Linked DNA regions of Homo sapiens: region 2 is linked to region 1. Evidence: read pairs that join two places in POLR2A ChIA-PET (ENCODE). Cell type or tissue: MCF 10A. All regions are shown on one strand. Each heading gives the region's core, and the rest is flanking DNA. Links, peaks and the distances in the headings are about the cores only. Region 1 has its middle 120 kb from the start of RAB27B. Region 2 overlaps RAB27B (RAB27B, member RAS oncogene family).

The links. Peaks named below come from ENCODE experiments on the same cell type or tissue, not always from the same donor. Only the 100,000 strongest peaks of a DNase experiment are listed, where the experiment ranks them.
Region 2: POLR2A ChIA-PET joins it to region 1 with 5 read pairs; 2 of 35 experiments call an interaction of 5 or more read pairs at or near these places.

Annotation. Positions count from the first base shown.
Region 1 is chr18:54,708,422-54,716,678 of GRCh38, forward strand. No RefSeq gene overlaps it. Among named protein-coding and RNA genes, the nearest start is that of RAB27B, 120 kb to the right of the region's middle. RefSeq lists a silencer at 3,917-4,211. In MCF 10A, for the core only: no CTCF peak of the experiment used is centred there; a DNase peak (open chromatin) is centred at 4,080.
Region 2 is chr18:54,842,090-54,850,346 of GRCh38, forward strand. All of the region lies in intron 1 of RAB27B (RAB27B, member RAS oncogene family), which reads left to right. Among named protein-coding and RNA genes, the nearest start is that of RAB27B, 18 kb to the left of the region's middle. In MCF 10A, for the core only: no CTCF peak of the experiment used is centred there; no DNase peak of the experiment used is centred there.

The sequences.
Region 1 (8,257 bases), core at 1,029-6,028:
ACCTGTGAGAACACTGCTATATCAGAGAGAGAGAGAGAGAGTGTGCTTGCATGAGATAGTGTGTGTTTTAAGGTTTTTGTTCCTGATAGTAAAGTGGAAGTTGAATACCATTATTACAGTTTAACTGCAGATTAATAAATCATAACTAAATTTTAAAAATGAAATTGAAAGGAATAGAAAAAATTAGTGTGGATTGCAGGTAGTAAGGGCTATAGTGTCATTGTTAGAAAGTTTTGTTTAAATTTTATATATGTATATGTTTGCATGGGTATGATAATTTAAAATATTTGGTATATATTTGTGGTTACAAGAAGGTTTGCAAGCTATTGGTTCAGAAGTCTTCCTCTTTTGCCTTCCTTTTTTCACCTAATTAACTCTCTCCCATCTTTTAAATGTCAGCTCAGATGTTACTTGCTAAGGAAAGCCTTCATCATACTCTGATAGATTTGGTTCTATTGTCAATTGCTTTCAAGAGTCATTTCCCTTTACTTTCAAGACTTCACCTCAGGTTGTAATTGAAATTTCACAGTGATATTGTTTGATAGATGTCTGTCTCCCACAGCAGACTGTGGGCTCCATGAAAGTAGACTGTCCATAGCTTTGTTCATCCTCATATTCTCAGTGCCTAACACAATAGTTGAAACATAGTAGGCACTTAATAAATATGTTTTAAATAAATGAATGTATCTTCTCATGAAATCTTCCCATATGATCTCATTTTAGTGATACCAGCAATATTGGAACACCCCATGGGGTATGATGAGCAGACTGAGGGCATCTTCTTTCACTAGATGTGCAAGCTCTTCTGTGAATTAACTCTTTAAACCACAAAAGCACATTCCTAGTTTTCAGAAAACTGGGACATGATTGAACACAGTTGGGATAAAAGGGCTTCCCCTATTGAAACTCACAGCAGCTCAAAGTAAAATTTGACAATTCTTTTTTTTTGAGACAAAGTCTCTCTCTGTCATACAGGCTGGAGTGCAGTTGTGGGATCTCAGCTCACTGCAACTTCTGCCTCCCAGGTTCAAGTGATTCTTGTGCCTCAGCCTCCTGAGTAGCTGGGATTACGGCCATGTGCCACCATGCCTGGCTAATTTTTTTTTTTTGTACTTTTAGTAGAGATGGGGTTTCACTATGTTGGCCAGGCTGGTCTTGAACTCCTAACTTCAAGTGATCTGCCTGCCTCAGCCTCCCAAAGTGCTGGGATTACAGGAGTGAGCCACCGCACCCGACCGAGAATTCTTTTAATAATGACCTCCAGTTTAACCCTTCTAATAGTGTGAATGCCAGGTACACTAAATGGTAGAAATATGAACTGGGGTCTTCCCAGAAACTTTCTGCTACAACTTCTTGTGAAGGCAAGAGAAGGCTTAGCTGTAAAGAAGCAATAAGGCATATTCACTACATATCTTTTAGCAATTATTCTGCAATCATGAAAATTCTGAAGAATACCAAATAACTTCAACACCTTTAACAAAGAATTCAGTGAAGATGAAAGTGTTTTGGAAAGTAGATTAACTAATTATTGATATACCATAACTGTTACAGTAGATAGCGAGTCAGGCATGAGCGGGGCAGGAGAGCCTCTGCCTCCCTAGGAATATCAGGCAACCATCAGGTGATGGCCAAGCAGTTATTACACTGCTTCTCTAAAATAATAATTGGTCACTGCTAGTGCGAGGGAAAGGCAGTCTCCCAGTAGAAAAACCTGAAACTGATGGTCAATAGGTTCCTGATAAGATCTCAGGAGTTGGGCGAGTGGGCTCAAGCATGCACATTAAGAGGTAAAGTGACGGAGTTGAACTGTTCCTCGTAGGAACATTCAGCTGGTAAGGGAAGAACGCCTCAAGTGAGTATGCATACAACTCCAGTAAACACACTGTGCATAGGGCCCCTCCCAAGTGCTAGCAGGCCACTGTGCATGCAGACAGCCCACCCCAAGGCAAGAATCAGGGGAGAAAGGAAACAAGACCCCAGAAGTATGCCAACATATAAAACCCCAAGTCAGAGGTCAAACTGTGCACTTGATCTCCCAAGCCACCTGCTTGGCCCTCTTCCAAGTGTACTTAGCTTCCTTTCATCCCTGCCCTAAAACGTTTTAATAAACTTTCACTCCTGCTCTAAAACTTGCCTTGGTCTGTCACTCTGCCTTATGACCCCTCGGTTGAATTCTTTCTTCTGAGGAGGCAAGAATTGGGGCTGATGCAGACCTGTATGGATTCACCACCGCTAACATAACCATATTCATTTTCCATCATGTTTTTATGACAACTAAAAGCTATATTATGATGATGATGATGATGATGATGATGATGATGATGATGAAGTTCCTCAAAATGGGGCTTTGTTATGTAAATAATGAAAAAGTCACTGATGGCAACTGATGAGATTATTTGTGGCCATTTTTTGGTCTTCATTTTCATAGACTTTAGAGAATGTGTTTTCAAGATATTCTCAAGGTGACCTTTCCTTGGTAGAGCATACCTTGCATGCCATTAAATATACAGACAAACTGGGTATGACTCCTTCAGTCTGGTTAGGAATTTTTGTGTAGAGCTCTCCTGTCTATGTACATTTCCTGGACTCTACTTAGCCTATTGGCAAAGGTGCTCTACGCTATGTGTTTAAAAGCATTTATATTAGATGACACTGCTTTAATTTATATTACATATAGTGAGGCAAAGTCCATGTTAAGTCCTTTCCTTGTGCCATTATAAATGTTTAATTTGGTTCAGGACAGGAAGGCTACCGAAGTTATATCCAAACAAAGCATATGATGTATTACAAGGGAAGTCTGATGTGATGAGGATACCACCTTGGTCATTTTAAAAAAATGCTAGTTACATTAGAAAGCATAAGACATACACTTTAAATCTTTTACCTCAACTTAAAATAGATAAATGTTAACTTATTTGTCACTCTTTTACAATGAGGACAAGTTCTTTCCTTTGAGTGTGTATGAGTATCAAGTGTCTATAATTTCTAGTTTTAGTTCTGTTAAGTGGAGCAAGAACACAAAACCCTTGCAAAGCCATCTGAATACATAATTCTCTATTATTTTTGTTTGTTTGTTTTCAGACACAGTTTCACTCTCGCTGGAGTGCAGTGATGCAATCTTGGCTCACTGCAACCTCCACCTCCCAGGTTCAAGTAGTTCTTGTGCCTCAGCCTTCCAAGTAGCTGGTATTACAGGTGTGCACCACCACATCTAGCTAATTTTTGTATTTTTAGTAGAGACAGGGTTTCGCCATATTGGCCAGGCTGGTCTCGAACTCGTGACCTCAAGTGATCCACCTGTCTGAACCTCCCAAAGTGCTGGGATTACAGGCATGAGCCACCATGTCACAAAATTTACTTTCAATCCTCTAGAATATTTTGGGCCCATAGCTGATTTGGCAACAATTTATTTTAGCGAATCATCTTTATCTAGTTGTTACAAAGCATTACATTTATTTTTCTTAGAAATAGTAACTCTCTTTTGCACTCATATCTTATCAGTATAAACACCTTTCAATTCAATTATATAGTTACACTAAAAATACATCCAACACTAACAGCTTTGGTACTATACGCTAATGAATCTTGGTTTACGTGTAACTCAAATAGAGTGGAAGAACACGGACATGCTTGGGAGTAAACACTAGCCTTCTACATGTGTGGACATCAGTCAGCATGTTTTGTTGAGTAGATTGGAGTAAGTCGGTTAAAATGAGGAGCATTGGGACTGGGGGTGAGGCAAAAGTGATGGCAATGATGATTTATTGAAGCTTCTTTAAAAGAGCTTTACTCTATCTACAAATATGAATTATTCTCAGTGTTGATACAAATAACATAGTCACACAAGATGTTGAATATATTGTGGAATTCAAATATTTAAAAGAACGGTGGGGCTGGTAAGAAATGCATTTGCAATGTAGTATAATGTAGTATAGTTTCATCTCATATCTTTTTCTTAGATGAGTCATGTTACTTGGTGTTATTATTCTAAGCATTTGATCACCCCAGGTCATGAAAAGCATGACACACTTGTTTTGAGACAGAAAATTTCTCTTACTACATGAATCCAGAAAGCACATGATTCACATTTTATATGCCTTTGAAACGGGAAATGTTCCCTTGTTCCCCTAGCAGGGTGTGTGATGGGGGTGTGGCTCGCTTCTTCAGTGCCTGCTGCTCAAAACTCTAGGGGAGCCCAGAGACAGGCAGGCTGTGGGGCTCCAACCTCACTGCAGTGTCTAGGCATGAATGTTTATAGCTCCTGAAGCCCCAGTGGGTTTGTGTTACAGGGTGCTCTCTTGGTTTGCTGTCTATAGGCAGCTTATGTTAACCAGCTCAATTAGACTCTACACCTTGTCACAAGGACAGAGGGCATTCTGTATCCTGGGTTCTTGCCTTGGTGTACCAGAAGAATCGGATCACAGGTGGGCTTGGAGAATGAGTGCCAAGTTTTATTGAGTGGAAATAGCTCTTCACTGCTGGATGAGCCAGAAGGGAGACGGTTTTCCCCTGGAGTTGGGCCGCTCAGGCACATGCCAAACTCCGCCTCTCCTGCAGGTGGATGGCCTGCCAGTGTGCCAGCGTTTGTTGGTGTGCTCTTCTGCCGGCATGCTCCCTCCGTGTCCTCTTGATGTCCAGCAGCTTGTCTTCTTCCACTGATGTTTTCCTCTCGCCCTCCAGCAGCTTTCATCTCTGCCTTGCTAGGGTCTCAGCTTTTTATAGGCCCAAGAGAGGGGTGTGGTGGGCCAGGGTGGTCTTGGAAAATGCAACATTTGGGCACAAAGGCAGAAGTGCCTGTCCTCACCTAGGTCTGTGGGGCTAGGGCCCTAGCCAGGGACCTGCCTTTCTCTACCCAGCATTTCTCTACCCTCCTCCTGTATCACCTTGAAGAGGTAGAGGTTCTGTTTTATTTTAATAACCACCACAATTTATTTAACCATTCCTTGATCCACGTATAGAATATTCATGCTAAGCACTCTGCATGTATGATCCTATCTAATCCTAAACAAACTCTTTGCAGAGGTATTATTACTGGATTATACTTATGAAGAAACTGAGATTCACTTTGTAAAGTTTCAAAGTGAAAGAAGCTTGAAAGTCATTGCTGTTATCAATGCTGCACATCTCCAGAGTGGCAGCCTTTGGCTTTATGCTACTAAATATAGTGGTTTCCTTTTCTAAAAAGAAACACTTTTTTTTTTGTTTTGAGATGGAGTTTTCTTCTTGTTGCCTAGGCTGGAGTGCTATGGCATGATCTTAGCTCACTGCAACCTCTGTCTTCCGGGTTCAAGTGATTCTCCTTCCTTGGCCTCCCGAGTAACTGGGATTACAGGCATGTGCCACCACGCCCGGCCAATTTTGAATTTTTAGTAGAGATGGGGTTTCACCATATTGGCCAGGCTGGTCTTGAACTCCTGACCTCAGGTGATCCAGCTACTTCGGCCTCCCAGAGTGCTGAGATTACGGGCGTGAGCCGCCGTGCCCGGCAGGTTTTCTTTTTGTAATGGGGAGCTATTCTGTGCTAGGCCTTTAAATGTAGTTGACATGGGGTCATCACAAGAAGCCTATGAAGTACTACTTATTAAACTATATGGAAGCACAAAGTGTCAGATTTAAATCCAGGTCTGTAGTCCCAAAGTCAGTGATTATCCCACTCTATTCTATAACAGATACATTTGCATATGGCACCTGACTGCCACAATTCACTAGCACGTGAGTACACATAAGGTCACATATAATTGATAACCAATCCCACAGGATCTGAGCCCCCCTTCACCGGCTCATCCATGAATTCCAGCTCCTTACAATGTCCTTCACTGCACAGTCATCTTGAAAAGCCACAGACTGGTCCAAGTCACACTGTTCTTATAGTCACCATTGGCTTTTGGCAAGTTGAGCCCAAGATCTGTGATACCAGCACCCCCCTTTACAAACCTGGGCACTGTGACACAGCTGTCCCTGCAGAACCAGCAGTTCCTGACCTGATGGGGGTCCCCAGTGATTCTTCCAGGCACTGAATCTCAACACACCTGTGTGAGCCAAGCAGACTGAAAGGGAAGAGGATAACAGCACCCACACATTTCAAGTTTTCTCAGGGCCAAAATACTACAGAGTTTATGAGCTATCTATCTTAGTCAATTCAGGCTTCTGTAACAAAGTGTAGACTGGGTGGTTTATAAACAACATAAATTTTCTTTTCACAGTTCTGGAGGCTGGAAGTCCAAGATCAGAGTGCCAGCACAGTCAGGTTCTGCTGAGGGTTCTCTTCTGAGTTGTAGGCTGCCCACTTCCCTTTCGATCCTCACATAGCAGAAAGTGGGTGAGAGAGCTCTTGCGAGTCTCTTTGATAAGAACACTAATCCCACCCATTAGCGCTCTACCCTCATGACCTAATCTCTCAATGACCCCCACATTCTGAAACCATCACATTAAGGGTTAGAATCCCAACATATGAATTCTGGGGGGACACAAATATTCAGTCTATTGCAGTATCTTAGGGTTTTCAGTTTGTATGGAGTCTTTTTCTATTACAATCATGTCCATCTCAGTCACAAAGATCTACAAAGACCCACCACTCCCCTCTACCCGCAGGTCCTGTGGTGAGGTCTGTTTCCTCAAGCTGGGATCCTTCTGATTTATGGTGACATGTCTCTCAGCAGCCTCACTTTTCTTCTCTCCACCTGGAGTCATTGCACAGATGACATGTCAGTGTATGTCTGAGGCCCAATCATGGACATAGTGCTTTGTTTCTCAGGGAGCTCTCCAATATTATAAAAATCAGTAGCTACAGAGAAATGCTTAATGGTGGGGCATTGCCTCCCTCACACACTAGCCACTCCCCTTCTGCAGTCCAGCCCATTCACCACTTTGTAATAACAAGGATCTAATTGAGGGTACATTAGTGTCCTTTGGTGCTGATCAACTTCTTTAAAAATAAAAAAAGTCTCATTTCAGAAAACATGCTGAATTAGGAAGAAGTGGAAAGAAGTGCAGTGGATAAGCAAACCACAATCCTCAGGCCTCAACGAGGCATTCTTTCATTGATCACTAATCACTCTGGGTTCACCTGACTCTAGTCATCAACATGGCTCCCTAGTCTTGAAGTTGTCCAACCACAGTCAAAGCTGTTTGACCTGCACATGACAAACAGGTTGATTTCTGGATCCTTAGATCCTATAAAAACATCACTGTCCCTTGTGGTTGGGTTCAGTCTCACCCCATGCCTTTTGGATCTGTACTTTTTCCATGAGAAACACTAGCCTTGAGTTCTCCACAGCAAGAGTCTTACCTTGATTTTTTCTCTCCTTCCCTCAGAAGCCCTGAGCCTCAGCCTCAATGGCACATTGCCTTGTTATGGGCTGATATACCTTGTTACTGCTACTACACTTCATCCTGTGGTCTGAATGCCTGGACCACAAGGTATGAGCTGCCCTCCCTGCTCTGGAAGGCAACCATCTCTTGGTGGAGAGGAACACTCTCCTGATGACTACTTGCCAATGTGAGGCTTTGATCCAGGGCCTACAGTGCCCACATACCTGTACCTGTACTCCCTGTCTTCACCTGTCTTAGTACTGGTATTTACTCTGCTAACCAATCTTACTAGAGTTCACTTTCCATATTCTAGTCCCTTCTGTACCAACCTGCCCACTGCCACCTGAACTCTATGTACTCTGGGGAAAAAAAGAAATCAGTTGGGTTGAATTCTCAAACCCAATTGCCCAGTTCCACTCCATACTCATAACATCCAGACATAGAAGCCCTTAGCAAATATAGCATATTCTGACTTACATTGTCCATTCTTTTATGGCAAGTATTTTATGTACATGTAATTATTTGATTATACACATACACTAATATTTTTCTCTATATTTAAATTATAAGCTCCTGGCTGGGCACAGTGGCTCACACCTGTAATCCCAGCACTTTGGGAGGCCAAGGTGGGCAGATCACTTCAGCTCAGGAGTTCAATACCAGCCTGACCAACATGGTGAAACTCTGTCTCTACTAAAAGTACAAATATTAGCTGGGCATGGCGTGCACACAAGAATTGCTTGAGCCTGAGAGGCAGGAGGCTCCAGTAAGTTGAGATTGCACCACTGCAATCCATCCTCAGCAATAGAGTGAGACTCCGACTCAAAAAAATAAAAAATAAAAAATTATAAGCTCCTTAGAGGCAAACATATACTTAGCACAGTCCCTTATTAAAAGTAGTTGTGCAGAGAAGTATGCTAAATTGAATTTAATCACTTACAAGATT
Region 2 (8,257 bases), core at 2,177-7,176, 130 kb after region 1:
GGAATAGCTCTAAACTAAACTAATTCGTTCATCACAGGGAAATTTAGTTCTGGTTTTCTATCTGTACTTGGCTTATCTCCAAATGATAATTTCAAGTCAGAGAAATTTAGAAAACGAATGTGGAATTGGTTTTCCCACTTGTTTGTAAGAAAAGATATGTAAACAGTTTCTTGCTTATTCTAGCACAAGGAAAGCCTAGATCAGATAAAACTATTGATATTCTTAGAATTTATGGGTTTTTCTTACAGAATCGCTAGAGGACTTAATGAACTGCACCAAAATAGTTTCCAGTCTTACTTCAAGGGCATACGGTTTTGAACTATTTTTCAGAAAAGATTTCTGTAAAGCTTTATGTATAAAAGAAAATTTGTTTTAACATTTTCAAGTAATTTTAAGCATAACTAGGTTTATCAGGACATTCTCAAGCCCATCAAGTTTAGAAGATAATATCAAGAAAGATAAACAAGATAACCTTATATATTAATAGGATAGGTAGAAATCTTTTTCCTATGCGTCAAAGCAAAAATCAAAACATTGACTAAAATAAATTTTAAGACACATCTTGCTGTTATGTCTTATCTATCTACTCTCAAGAACAAAATGCTTATTTAAAAACATTCTTAGTCTGCAGGGCTGCTGCAACTAATTTCACCCTCCATCCACTAGTTTCAGACAAAAGTATTTGTTGCAAGTTTCTTGAATTTATGCAATATTATTATTTTTGAGATGGAGTCTCATTCTGTTGGCCAGGTTGGAGTGCAGTGGCGGGATCTCGGCTCACTGCAAGCTCTGCCTCCCGGGTTCATGCCATTCTCCCACCTCAGCCTCCCTAGTAGCTGGAACTACAGGCACCCGTCACCACGCCCAGCTAATTTTTTTGTATTTTTTAGTAGAGACGGTGTTTCACCGTGTTAGCCAGGATGGTCTCCATGTCCTGACCTCATGATCCACCCGCCTCAGGCTCCCAAAGTGCTGGGATTACAGGTGTGAGCCACCGTGCCTGGCCAATAATATTATTTTTTAATGGACAGGCAACATAAACTTCTATAAAGTAAATCACTGTCTTTCAAATTCATTTGTACCATTGTCACTGGATATTGTGTCAGCAAGGAACATAACCTGCATGGAATTTTTAGTAAAAATATCTCTGATTGTTGAAGTTCAAGAAGGCACTACAATAAATTACAATAAATTAATGCCCTGTAGAGTTGATATTTGTTAAAGCTTTGTGGTAATAACATACCTATAAGTTTAGATTTTCAATAAAACTCTTTTTTTTTTTAGCAGTGCCAGCCTATTCTATATTAAGAAGATGCTTCTTTCTGACTCACTGCAAAGAGAATTTACACTTGAAGAGTCATTTTTAAGAGTGTCAGGAATATATCTGCACTCATCTCTGCTGTTTCCTCTCCTGATTCTCCAGTGACTAAGGGTGATATTAAACACATTGAACAACAACTAGCACGACATCTGCTGATCAATCAAAATAAACCACACTGGTGTGTTCCGGCTGCATATCAGCTGGGCCAAGGGTCTGATGTCAACCTATTATAAAAGAAAGCAGAGCAAACTGGCCTATTTGGAAATCAGATGCATTCTAACTTTCAAGTCAATCTACTTGATTCTAACACTTTAATGTATCATAATAACATGAGGATTATTTCTATTCTTCTAAAATGGAAAATGTTAATATAAAGTCTTTTCTGAAATGTTTCTTCAAATTCTATAAAATTTGGCCAAATAACAAGATCAAAACATTTAACATTAAAAATCATGAATATTTGGGCAACGGTCCCTCCTACACTATAATCTGTAGGTTGGTTACCCATCCAAACAAGTTTAGGACCACAGTCCAAACAAAGGACAGGAAGGATAAGAACCACAGAACTAGAAGAAAAGCCATCCCATAACTCTGAGATGGCTGCAGGGAGGAGGAGAAGGGTGTCATATTAATCAGGGTGGGGTCTGAGATAATAAGGGTGCCACTTCGAGAACTGAGCAAAGTTCATGAATAAAACACAACATATAGATATAGTTTTTCAATATATCAATATCTTCTGAGGGATATAACTGTGGGAAGAGACAGTGAATTAGCCAATCACCCTGACAAATGATTATGAGTTAAAATTTCTAAGGAGGTCTGTGGTGCAAATAATCCTAAAAATTTTCACTAAATGGAAGATCTGTGAGGGTTAAAGTTGAAGGCAATCCCAGTACAGACAGAAAATTTACTGAATTTTCACTTCATGAACTAACGTACTTTTCATTTTGAGTTACTTTTATCTCTTCTTTCTTTCTTTCTTTCTTTCTTTTCTTTTCTTTTTTTTTTTTTTTTTTGATACAGTCTTGCTCTGTCGCCCACTGGAGTGCAGTGGCACCATCTCGTCTCACTGCAAAAACTCCACCTCCCGGTTTCAAGTGATTCTCCTACCTCACCCTCCCGAGTAGCTGGGATTGCAGGCATTAGCCACCACACCTGGGTAATTTTTGTATTTTTAGTAGAAATGGGGTTTCACCATGTTGGCCAGACTGGTCTCAAACTCCTGACCTCAAATGATGTGCATACCTTGGCCTCCCAAAGTGCTGGGATTATAGGTGTGAACCACTGTGCCTGGCCAAATTTAGGTCTACTTCTTACAAAATAGATCCCTGAGATACTGAGAATCTACTATGTTGCAGCATCCTAAATAAATGAGCTGATCTGCTTCTTTTGTCCTACAAATTTCACATGTTTATTTTCCAGCCTGCCTTTCTACCAGTTTTCGCTGGTTGGGTGTCTTTATGTGTGGGTGTTGCTGTGAAAATGGAGGTATAGGGAGGGAGTTGGCTCTTTCAGGTTTAATAAAGTTTTTCATCATCAACACTAGAAATATGACATCAGGTTTCCTTTAGAATCTGATGTGTCGACTTTTACTAACAATTTGGCCAAAGCTTCTTATGTATTAGGCTACTTTTCTCTAAGACGTATTAGCATCACAATGCCCACTCACATGGCCTGATGTATTTGTCTAAGTGTAGGGTAAAAATCCATTTAGGACCTGTCGCAGTGGCTCATGCCTGTAATCCCAGCACTTTGGGAGGCCGAGGTGGGAGGATCATCTGAGGTCAGGAGTTTGGAACCAGCCTGGCCAACATGGTGAAACCCCGTGTCTACTAAAAATACAAAAATTACCCCGGTGTGGTGGCTAATGCCTGTAATCCCAGCCACTCAGGAGACTGAGGCAGGGGAATCACTTAAACCCAGGAGACAGAGGTTGTAGTGAGCCAAGATCACGCCACTGCACTCCAGCCTGGGCGATAAGTGAGACTCCATCTCAAAAAAAAAAAAAATAAAATAAAATCTATTTAGGAAGAAAATACGTCCCTTCGGATACCTCTAGCTAAGCAATAATGAATATAATAAAAGGATCATTGCAACAGAAAAAAAAAAGAAAATTGTGAAATAAGTTAATACCGTCTCGTTTTTAGCCTCACCTTGTTTTTCCTAGTCTGTTCCCAGGGCCCTGAGTCGCTGGTTGGACCCCCTGACTGCCCCCTGGAATATGTTTGTCTTGTCTTTGCTCTAGCCTTTTGCATATTGCTACAAGGTTATCCAAGTGTACTTTTCACCAGTTCCATTCCCACAGAACAGAACCCTCCTTTCTGTTAACCTGCTATTCTAATTGTTGTAAATATGTTAATTGGCCAAAATATAATATTAATTTTGAGATAACATACCATCAATCCTTTTGATTCACTAATCATGTATTTGCAAATCTGCCTGCTTAATAACATTTATTTGTGACCCCAGAATCAATACCATGGTGCTTTTGTAGTCATTTGCAGGCATATACAGAGTGGTAAAAGTTTGAGTCATCCAACTTGCATATTCTCAGCTGAGGTCAAACAAGTTGGTGCTGTACATTCTTGTTTTAGCTCTCATATTGTAAACAAGTGTCCTTTTCATGATTTATTTAATGTTTTTCACATTTTTGTCCTTTCGAGTGGTGGTTTCTCTGTTTAAAATGTCCCCCATGGTCAGCGCTTGAGGGACTGTCTAATGTTCCTAAAGGCAAGCAGGCTATATGTGCCTTAAGGAGAAGATACATAGATAAGTTTCGTTCAGGCATGAGTTATAGTGCTGTTGACGATGAGTTCAGTGTTAACAAATCAACTATATATTATATAAGATATCTTTAAATGAAAGCACATAGAAAACAAGGTTCTGTTTTGCTCAGTTGATGAAAATACTGGTGGCTAGAGGCTCGCAGGAGCCTAATCCCATTTCCTCTAATAACAATGGCTTGGTATTCACTAATTCAGTGTTTGTAGCAACTTTATAGAATGTATAACTCCTGTGAATAACAAGAATGAACTCTATTTATCTCCTCCCATGAAATAATTTTCAATCATTTAGGAATAGAGATAAAAATGCAATCAAATACGTAAAAGAAGAATAAAAAACAAGCAAGAACCAAGCCAAGTCTAGAAGTAGAGAGAGTTAAAGTAGTTGAACCAGAGAACCTTTGATACCTACCACATTTGAGCCAAAAAACTGACCTCTGAGCTTCCAGGCAATAGAGGCCAAAAAAGAAGGCAATGAATATCATAAGCTTTTCTTATAAGGCTAAAGCAAATATATCAGATTTTTGGGAGAGACACATTTTTGTTTTCTATCAGTAAATTCTAAGAGTAACTTTATGCCACAAAGCACATAATGGCAATGTTTCTCATTGTAGTTTTATAAATAAAATAGAAATGGACTTCACATGACTTTTTGTTTGTTTGTTTGTTTGTTTTGAGACAGAGTCTCCCTCTGTCACCTGGGCTGGAGTGCAGAGGTGTGATCTCGGCTCACTGCAAACTCCACCTCCTGGGTTCGAGCGATTCTCCTGCCTCAGCCTCCCAAGTAGCTGGGATTATAGGTGCCCGCCACCACACATGGCTAATTTTTGTATTTTTACTAGAGACAGGGTTTCACTATGTTGGCCAGGCTGGTCTTGAACTCCTGACCTCAAGTGATCCGCCCACCTCAGCCTCCCAAAGTGCTGGGATTACAGGAGTGAGTCACCATGCCCGGCCATGACTGCTTTTTAAATTGACAATAATGAAGCTCAAGGCACTGATGCTATTTTTGTTGCCCTATGAACACATTCCTACAGGGATCTGAAGTTTTGTATGTTTCTGGGGCTCTGACATAAAATACGTTTCTACTGCACATGTGAAATTATCCTAATGATGGAAATACCCAGTTCTCTGGTAAACTGGAAGGGGAGATATGTTTCAGTGAGCTGCTGTGTTGGTACCTCTAAAACCATTCCAAAAAGAAGACATCTGCATTTGCCTACAAATTGAAGAGTCAACATAGGGCAGTCCAGAAAAATGAGAATAGTCTCCAACCCATTATAGACTATCCCAATTAGGAATATGATGTTAGTTAGAAGTGTTGTGTTAATTATGACGTTAGATGTATCTGAAACTCCCTTCTCCAAGTCCTTGACTCTTTTAAATACCTATGCTCATTTTAATTTGTTAATTTATCTTACTACTGATGTTAAAATTTTCTGATATTATGTGGAGAAACATACTAAATGTAGGTTCAAATAGTGAGTAAACAAACGTTCAGAAAAAAACAGAAGACTGAGTAAAAGCTTATCAACTCATTTAAACCTCCCCACATATTTTATGGATTGGCTGTTGATGCCCAAATTTTTTAGCTTAATTTGTCCTGATTTTCCAAACATGGTTATTAACACATTTGGGACTCGTTTAAAAAAAGAAAGAAAGAAAAAAAAAACTTCAGCCAAATTAAATTTAAAGGAGTTTAATTGAGCAATGAACAATTCACAAATCCCTTAGGCCCAGAATCACGCAGATTCAGACACTCCAGTGCAGCCACATGGTGGAAGAAAATTTATGGACAGCAAAAGGAAAGTGATGTTCAGAAAACGGAAGTGAGGTACAGAAACAACTGGATTGGTTACAAGCTCTGTGTTTGCCTTATTTGAACAACGATTTGAACAGTTGGCTACATTTGATTGGCCAAACTCAGTGACTGGCACAGGTGTGGGATATGGTCGGTTTACACCTCCACTTGTATAGTTCATGATGTACAGAGAAACCTTTAGGCTGAACTTAAATATATAATGAGGCAGCTTTAGGCTAAACTTGATTTAACAGACCTTTAGGAATACACATTCTGGAAGAGTGAATTTATAAAAATAAATGTTTATGGCTGTCTCATAACTGCATTATCAGCAATTTTTGCACTATAGAGATTTTTATGTTAGGTCTTGGTCCTTTATATCATTAAAATATTAAATAGGAAAAATCATGGAATTTATTCATAAATAGATGTACATCTATTTCCCCAGACTACAGGTAAAGAACTATTTGGGTAAGAATGGGCTGCTGACCTGCAAGGAGAAAAATGAGAGCTTCAGTTTAAAACTGTCATAGTTTATAAAAGATATAAACCATTCAGTTCCTTTAGTTTTTAATATTTAGAAGAGTAAACAAAAATTTGATTCAATTAAATGTAACAAATACAATTAAATGGAGATGCAATTTGATTTATTGAAAATAACATGATTTTAATGCAGATTAACTGTAGGCAGTACCTTACCAGAATATAATGCATTCTGGAAAATATCTACTGACTCAAACATGTAAAACCATAAAAAGATTTCATGGTATGGCGGGGAGAGGGGATAGGAGGGGTGTCTGTTCCCAGGGAGCTAAAAGTAATGTAAACTCTTTAATTACTTGCTGCTTTTAGACATAATCTTTGATGACATAGATCTAGCATGTTATACATATTCTTTCATTTTGTTCTTTCAAAAAAAGTATCACTTTGATTAGAAATAAATAAGAAATAGAATATTCAAATAATGGCTCAAACACTGCAATAGAAAGACAATGATATGGACAAATGGAGCCATCACCAGGCCAGCAGAACGTCTGGGATTTCATTTTAGATGTTGAGTCCTGAGCTGATTTTTCAAAGCATGGATTTGGCATTGTAATGCTGCCAGCTCAGAAACGTCGATGTAATGGGAGAAAATGTATGGGGAATTCAGGGCCTGCCTGAACCTCCATGGGCCCAGCCTTGGTACACTCGGGCTAGAGAGATCTGTGAAGGGCTGTTTCACCTCCTGGTGACCACTCCCACACCGACATTGGTTGGAGATCCTGCCAACTATCCAGGGAGCCTGTGGATCTCTTTCCAATGGGATGCTAGCTTTTAGTCAACTGTTTAAAAAATTATTATCTTTAACAGCTCTTGAAAGATTAGCTTTCTATTGCCATTTCCAAATCTTCTTTCCTCCCACTCTGCACCAGCACCTGCACTATAAAGAAGGTAAATTGGCCAGGAGCGGTGGCTCATGCCTGTAATCCCAGCGCTTTGGGAGGCCGAGGGAGCGTGGATCACTTGAGGTGAGGAGTTCGAGACCAGCCTGCCCAACTTCGTGAAACCACTGTCTCTACTAAAAAATATAAAAATTAGCCAGACGTGGTGGCATGCTTCTGTAATTCCAGCTACTCAGAAGGCTGAGGCAGGAAAATCTCTTGAACCCAGGAGGTGGAGGTTGCAGTGAGCTGAGATAGTTCCACTGCACTCCAGCCTGGGCGACAGAGCCAGACTCTGTCTCAAAACAAACAAACAAAAAGAAGGTAAATCACTAGGGGATATATAGAAATTATATGATAAAATAGACTTTAGAAAAAACCTTTTTGAAACCATTTACAAAAGGAAACTGAATAGACCTCTGACACTCTTGTCTCCAATAAGCTGTGAAAATAGTACTGGTTCCATCACTTAAGAGGCATTCAGCTGTTCTCTGGTAAATATTTACTCATACCTTTAAAAGGAAAAATTAGCTAAAGGTAGGCTCGAGTTAGAAACTTAATCTAACTAGTTAAATCCTTTGAAATTTGGCAAAATTCCTCTTCACACATAAACCACTTAATACAAAACCATGTTTTGTATTAAGACCCCCAAATCTGAAGGGCAATTAGCCAACTCCTAGATCATCTCATGTTATATCCTGTCCAAAAATAAACAAACTGGGCTCTGGCATATTCTAAAAATATCTTCCTGTCTAAAAAAACATTTAACAGAGTTTGTCTAAGAAGCAGACTCCCAATTTTATTCTAAATATAATTATATTTGCATATATGTAATTTACAAACAACTTTCCTGGAACACAAGCATTACACAAAGTGAAGTATACCTGTATATTTATTTAAAAGCAAACAAACAGGATATATATATATA